3 separate regions of the Mus musculus genome follow, and all the other regions are linked to region 3. A link is a loop called in an ENCODE intact Hi-C map of the cell type or tissue named here. Cell type or tissue: heart. All regions are shown on one strand. Region 1 has its middle 190 kb from the start of F9. Region 2 has its middle 4.4 kb from the start of Gm36631. Region 3 holds the start of Gm36570 (a long non-coding RNA gene).

The links. Peaks named below come from ENCODE experiments on the same cell type or tissue, not always from the same donor. Only the 100,000 strongest peaks of a DNase experiment are listed, where the experiment ranks them.
Region 1: a loop joins it to region 3, with 8 times the contacts of the local background. A loop is called at or near these places in 3 of 42 quality-filtered maps.
Region 2: a loop joins it to region 3, with 2.7 times the contacts of the local background. A loop is called at or near these places in 2 of 42 quality-filtered maps.

What each region holds. Positions count from the first base shown.
Region 1 is chrX:59,806,332-59,808,831 of GRCm38, forward strand. No RefSeq gene overlaps it. Among named protein-coding and RNA genes, the nearest start is that of F9, 190 kb to the right of the region's middle. In heart, a CTCF peak has its summit at 962 (motif pointing left); no DNase peak of the experiment used is centred here.
Region 2 is chrX:59,583,636-59,586,135 of GRCm38, forward strand. It overlaps a transcript of Fgf13 not described here. Among named protein-coding and RNA genes, the nearest start is that of Gm36631, 4.4 kb to the right of the region's middle. In heart, no CTCF peak of the experiment used is centred here; no DNase peak of the experiment used is centred here; H3K4me3 peaks cover 184 bases.
Region 3 is chrX:59,177,733-59,180,232 of GRCm38, forward strand. Gm36570 (a long non-coding RNA gene) reads left to right here and starts at 1,560. Exons shown (of 2, transcript XR_386938.3): 1 at 1,560-2,117. It also overlaps a transcript of Fgf13 not described here. In heart, CTCF peaks have their summits at 128 and 1,472 (motif pointing right); no DNase peak of the experiment used is centred here; H3K27ac peaks cover 995 bases.

The sequences.
Region 1 (2,500 bases), 630 kb after region 3:
GAATCTCCTTTCTCAGCTCTCTGCTGCATATTCCATTGACAAAAGTCTCTGTGAAGGAAAATGTTGAGAGAGTAGATAGAGTATTAGACCCAGAACATCTATTTTTACACAGACTATTAATAAATATCAAATAGTCATCATTCTCAGCTATAGAAAATGAGAATGCCTTATTCTCAAGAGGTTGGCCTGGCAGAAAATCTACTACCTGGTCAATACATAGTATGGTTCCACAGAAAGCAGGAAAAGTAAGTGGCACAGGAGAAAAACAAAACTCTATGCTCTCGTTCCAGTTCATCTGATTATAGGCAATATAATCTTACCAGTTCCTCATTTGAAAGTTACAAAGCCATAGTAATCATAGGGACATTTCAAAGCTTACATATGCTAATATATGAAAACCTCCTACTGCATTTTTATTTTTAAAAAACAAGCATTTATAGAATACCACATTTATTGATTTATTCACACATTCATTCATTTCAATATCTGAATGTTATCCATGAGCCAGATGTCCTTGGGAATGGGTATGAAGCAATGACCAAGTGTTAATGTTTATATTATTTTATTCTTAGAAAAAGCAAGTATAGTAAATATTTATGATTATTATTTCATAAGGGAAAGAGACCATAATAGCTTTGATTATTTGCATAATATGAGTTTTAAATAAGAAAATTCCATGTTGTGCTAGATCCTTCTCAAAGTGAGATAGTCCCAGGGCACTTTATGCTAGAGTCTTGGAGTCAACATTGAATTCTGCTTTGGACTGTTCAATTGTTAGATGTTTGCTAACTATAACCATTATTCACGAAGTCTTCCAGAATGTTGGCGGAGAGTATGGTTGACACATATCCTCTGGCTGTGACCCTCTTTCAAGTTCCTCACCTGAAAAGAGGTACCTGATCTGAGATCACCACTATAGGGAACAATTCCAAAAGAATGCTCTTCCCAAGGCTGCCATCAAGTGGTGATTGAGCAAACTCATTGAGAGGGTAAAAGATCTTGGCTATTTCAGCTCAGTTGGGGCAACTATGGAAAGAAACCCTTGTTCCTGAGTTCTCCACAAGGTTGCCCAAGGCCCTACAATCTACATTGCCCCTTTAGAGTTGTTTGTTTGTTTGTTTGTTTGTTTGTTTGTTTGTTTGCAGGGTGATAAGTATGAATCTATAAGGCCAAAAACACTGAATCTGAGAAGAGAAGTTGAGGAAAGGTCTTGAAGTTACTGGCAAAGGAAAAGACTTTCTGAACAGAACACTGATAGAACAAGCACTAAGATCAACAATTAATAAATAAGACCTCATGAAACAAAAAAGCTTGTGTATACTAAAAGACACTGCAATTCAGACAAAGTAGTAGTCTGCAGAATGGGGAAGATTATTATGAACTACACATTTGATAAAGAGCTAATATTCAAAATATATACAGAACACACACAAAAAAAACAAGATATCAAGAAAGCAAATAACCTAATTTTAAAATAGAGTATTGGGTTGCCTTTTTATGAGGGTTTGTGCCTAGTCTTATTGTAACTTGTTATGCCATCCATGTTCAGTTGATATCCCTGGGAGGCCTGCTTTTTTCTAAAGGGAAATGAAAGCTGAGTGGATCTAGAAAAAAGGGTAGGCAGGGTCAGAGGGGACTGACTGGAAGGAATGGAGAGAGGGGACACTGTAATCAGGATGTAATGTATGAGAGGAGGGTAATGAATTATATATATATATATATATATATTGTCTTAGTCAGGGTTTCTATTCCTGCACAAACATCATGACCAAGATGCAAGTTGGGGAGGAAAGGGTTTATTCGGCTTACACTTCCATGCTGCTGTTTATCACCAAAGGAAGTCAGGACTGGAACTCAAACAGGTCAGGAAGCAGGAGCTGATACAGAGGCCATGGAGGGATGTTCTTTACTGGCTTGCTTCACCTGGCTTGCTCAGCCTGCTCTCTTATAGAACCCAAGACTACCAGCCCAGAGATGGTCCCACCCACAAGGGGCCTTTCCCCCTTGATCACTAATTGAGAAAATGCCTTACAGTTGGATCTCATGGAGGCATTTCCTCAACTGAAGCTTCTTTCTCTATGATAACTCCAGCTGTGTCAAGTTGACACAAAACTAGCCAGTACATATATATATATATATATATATATATATATATATATATATATATATGTATATGTATATGTATATATATATTAGGTATAGATAGATAGATAGATAGATAGATAGATAGATAGATAGATAGATAGATAGATAGATAGTGCAGGTCTAAACAAAGAATTCTCCAAAGATGAAACCCAAATGGCTGAGAAGCTCTTAGAGAAATGTTAACATCCTTAGTCATCAGGCAAAGGCAAATCAAAACAACCCAGAGATTTCATCTTACACCAGTCAGAGTGGCCAAGATCAATAAAACAAATAATAACTCATGCTGGCAAGGATGTAGAGTAAGAGAAACAGATATTCATTGCTGGTAGGAGTGCAAACAAGTACAATCACTGTA
Region 2 (2,500 bases), 410 kb after region 3:
ATTCTAAAACAATGGAAATCATTGATACATTTAAACAAACAAGACAATCATAGTAGAACTGTACCTTTCCAGAGCTTCCCAAATCGAGTGTTGCATCAGAATTACCAGGGTTGCTTGCTGAAAATTTCACTTCCAGAGCACTACCCCAGAACTTCTGAGTCAAAATTTCCAGGGATGTAGCCCAGATTTTTCCCAGGTGATTTCTGAACAGTCAGCCTGGTAATTGTTAATGTTTGAATTGGGGACCCATTTCTTTACTGATGGATACATTTGTGAAACGTTGGTTTTGTACATAGGACTTTGATTATTAGATGCACTTGGTCAAAGTACTAGGCATAAGGGCAATATTTGTAAGTAACTTGCAGTAAATCTCCTTGTTCAGGGAAAGAAAAGGAATTTATGTTCTCCATAGCATTTCCATAAAATACATACCTATGGTAAATGCAAACCCTTGACAACTTTAATAAAATACTACATGATTTTGTGCCTAGTGGTAGTAATGCCATATGGCTGCACTAAAAGTAACAAGGGAAAAATAACTATGAATGTTCAAGTTTCACTTAGTCTTACAACACAGGAAATGAGCCTCAAGATGATACTGAATGAAAGTAAAAAGTGTTAGTAAGATGTGATACTGAGCAGAAGGCTGAACCTGGATAATGTGGTCATTTTGAGGTTGCAGGAAAAGGAGAAGCACTAGCACAGGTAGACTAGATAGTCATTTATTGAGACTCATGCTTTAATGAGGATCAGATTATATAACATTTAGGATGATTTTTGTGAGTTCAAAATTTCATATTTGTTATTTGGACACATGTGTCTATCTTAAAGATAGAAGGCAAAATGAATAGATGTGGAGAGGACACATACAATGTTTAAGTATTTGTCTAATTTGTTTGTAAAAGTAAACAAAGGCAATTCTGAGTCAGGAGGGTTTTTGACACAAGATTCGTGGTATTTTAAGAGTGTCATTTTCATTTAAAGAAAGTGTAACACTTATAAAAGCATATCTTCATTTCTATGAAAACATCATTGTTGGCAAGTAAGGATCTAGCCGAGGAGTTTGCTTAGCAAAATGCTGAAATGCCAACCTGAGCCTTTTATTAGCGAAACTGATAATTTTTTTCCCAGTGGATCCTAACCTCTCATCCAAAAATTCCCAGTTCCCCTTCAGTTCCCACTCCTTCCTCAAGGCCCATTGCTCTGAACAGTCTAGAAACTAGAAATCTGTCTTAACTGCAGCATTTCAGGAAGGAAATATAATCCAATCAAGTATTTTGCGAATCTTAGTTCGAATGGATCTTTCCTACAGACTTGAACTATAGGGATCCATTTTTGGTCTACTCTAGATTATATTTCGTTGTTACATAGCAGAAAAGGTGACTATAGATAAACAATGTCCTAGGACAAATTCAAATTCACCCAGTAGTGGGAGAAGAGAGACAATGTAAGTAGTCGGAATAAGCAGATCTGGGTACAGACATTGAGAGAAAGTTAAGTTGATCAGTTTAAGTGTTTTCTTGCTGACTAATCATTTGCTTTTGTGGTGGGAAGGTGAAATGAAAAGAGCTAATTCCCACATGCTATCATGGCTTTGTGGGTGTTTTAGGAGCACAGACTTTCATTTGTAGGTTCTGTCCTGCCCTGACATTTGTCTCCCTGTCCCAGACAGAGGAAACCTGGGCCTGTGTCACACAACAGGACCCCAATTCCTGAAGCATTTCCCCGGATGATTTTGATTTCACCTACCTTAGAAGTGGAGATGCAACGGGCCTGGTGGTGAGGAGCAAAGAAGGTCCCACCATGAACCAAAGCTTAAAGGGCCTGGATTCTATCAGTGCCAACGGTCATGCACTCCTGAGGCCAGGAAGATTCTTGGTCATATCGTCACCATGCGTTTCTGAGGTTTCCAAGAGTCTGCATCAGGGCCAAAGTACCCTCAAGTCCTAAAGTTCCCCTTGGCTTTAAGGGCTTCAAGCAAGAAAAACAAATGCAGAAGATTTTCAGTGGCCAGTGGACCCTGCTCTGTTCATATCCGACTGTTCTGAGGAGTGGTAAGTCACAGGGTCTATATTGCAGCTATTTTTAGTGAAACCAAATTCCTTCCCCAAGTTCTCCTGCTTCCAATTTGTTCTAAGTGTAGGAGACCAGCTGTGGGCAGATCATCTTACTCGACCAAGGCTCTGTCAAGGCGAAGGCACCAAAGCGGCGAGGTGGAGCAAAGCTCACAGATTTTGGTGAGATGGCCCTGTCTCACTTTCTCACTCTCTCCAGAGGAGGAGAATCCTTTGGAAAGGAAAGTGTTGCTGTACTGGTAGTGGGCTTTCCCCTGCATTACGGCAGAAACGTGATACATAGGTGACTTCAGAGGGGGAAAATGGAGAAACTGGCAGCCCTTTCACTTTCTTTTCTAGCTCCCATAAACAACACAGGCACACAAGCGTTCAGCAGGTTCTGCAGATTAAACCCACACCTTGGTCAGACTTAAGACTGGCATCGC
Region 3 (2,500 bases):
ACTATCCAGTTAACAAGAATAGTTTAGTCCATTAAATAACAGCAAGCAGGGCTGCAGCGGTGACTCCGTGGATAAGAGCATTCAGTGCTCTTTGTAGAAGAGTTTAGTTCCTAGTTCCCACACCAGGTGGCTCACAACTACCAGGAATACAGCTCTAGGAGCATTTGGCAACTCTGGCCTCCATAGGTACATATGCACAAACACATAATTAAAAAACATAAAATACACCCAAAATTATAGTAGCAGTCTTACAGACTAAGACTATCAGATCCTCCTAGCCTTCAAATCGTACACTTGTGTCATACTGTAAGGTATAAGGAAAGGAGAAAAATACTATATATATGGGGATGAGGAAGGACAAAATGCAGGTAATGGCAGGAGTTATGAAAGAGGATATAAAGCTCCTTTTCTTTCTAGGTTTAATCTGTCATGGATTTTTTGGGTGGTTAATAAGTGCATAAAATTAACTCAATATAAAAAATGTGTAAAATTCCACATGAAGCTACACAGCCTTGTTCCTAATGCCTGTTCCAACTGTAGAGAAGTTCACTGAGTTCTATAGCCTTTGGGTCTGGTTTACTTTGGTTTGTGATGTTTTTATTTATTTGGAAGTTTTTAAAAATAATAAGTTTTATAAAATTAAAAGAATAAATGCACTAGCTACATGCTAGTGCATGCTCACCTTATTTTAACTTTTGTACAATTTCTTTATGCTAAATACCTATTTTTTTTTCTTGGCAGTTACAAGTTTGGGTACATACCAGGCACAGCATATCTACCTACATATGGTACTAATGTGGAAACAAATGGAAATGTAATTGAGGAAAATACGTAATAAAAAAAAAAGATGAAAACTAAAAAAAAAAAAAAAAAAAAGAAGAAGCATTCAGTTAACACTATGGTACTTTGTATTTAATTGCCCTGTGCCTATTCATACTTTGACATCCTAAGTTCCAATATCTTAGAATGCCATTGTGTTTGAAGATAGGCCTTTTTCAGATGACTGGGTTAAAATGGGGTTATTAGGTTGGGCCTTAAGCCAATTTGATTGGAGTTCTAAGAAGAGATCAGCATGTGCAAAGATTGGGAATGTGTCAAAGCCATACAATGAACCGGCCTCTGTCCACCCTGGAAATCTCAGAGGCATCCACGCCTATTGGCACTCTGATCTTCTACTTTTAGCCTCTAGAACTGTTAAAGACATTATGGTTGCACCAGCAAACAAACACTTCTCCTCCTTTATAGAACTTGTGCTACACATTCCTGGCAGACCAGAGAAAAGAGAAGGCAGCTGAAAGTCACAGATTCTTGAAGCCCTGGGCAGCTTCTCCTTTCCTCCAGCTGTGCAGTCAAATTTCAAGCTGGATAAGCCAATTCAGCCAGTGCAGCAGCTGTGTAGGGGGCAGGGAGAGCATTACTGTTTGAAGCTGGCCTGCTATAGTATGCTGGTTATTAGCAGGCAGGTTCCTGGAGATGGCAGCATCGGCTAATGATTATTCTTTCAGGCAGCCTGACTGCCGTTTTTTGTTTCTTCCTGAACAATTTGCAGCAAAGAAGGGACACAGGATGCTCCAGGAAAGAAGAAAAAAAAAAAAGCAGGGACTCTTGCCAGGGCCATATGCTTCTAGCTAGAATGGGGAAAGCTTTAAAAGAGAACCACTTTCTCTTAGTTAATTGCAATCCCCTTGTTTCAACCTTTTGGCAAGAGAAGCCTTCCTGCAAGCCAGGCTGCCTGGGGTAGTTACATCATTGCATTGCTCAGTCTGGCTTGCAAATTCCTCCTTCTTGCTGCACTGTTGAAGTCAGTCTTGCCCCACCCCCATTCGTCTTCTTCCCTCTGTGACTCCACCTCAAATGACCAAGCATGACTATTTCTAGCTCTGGGTTAGTGCTCCCTTTGTCTACTCCACAGTCCATTTGGAACGGCCTCCTGCTCTTTGTCTCATCCATGTCTTTTACCTTCTTCCAGGATGAATTTTGTCCCCTGAAGGCTTTTTTTCATGGACTCTAAAATGCAGTAAGTTTGTTCCCTGCGTGATGCAGTATACCCTAGAGACACAGCAGAGCTCTACGCAAATTGCTGCTACAGAAGCACAGAAGAGAAGGGGCAGAAAGAAGTGAGTTCAGTGCAATCTGCATGCCTGTTGTGACACTGACTGCATGGCATCTAATCACATGCTGTTGGAGGAACATGTATGGAACCACTGACTCTTGGGCCATACTGCATGATAGTTACTGCTTTTCTAACTCTGCCCACTTTATCCCGTTCACTGCCCTCCCTCATCACTTGAACTTTATGTACAGTGTTGGCCTCTAAGTATTTTTGCAAGATGCTTGTGATGCTCCGAATTTCATAGACATTGAGCATACATTCATGGTGGGTGAATTTATATACAGTATAACACCTCAGCAAATTTATTCTCTCTTGCTCTCTCTCACTTTCTTGTTTTTGCTCTCTTCCCTTCTCCAATTTTTTTAAAAAGACAAATTCTTACTCCAC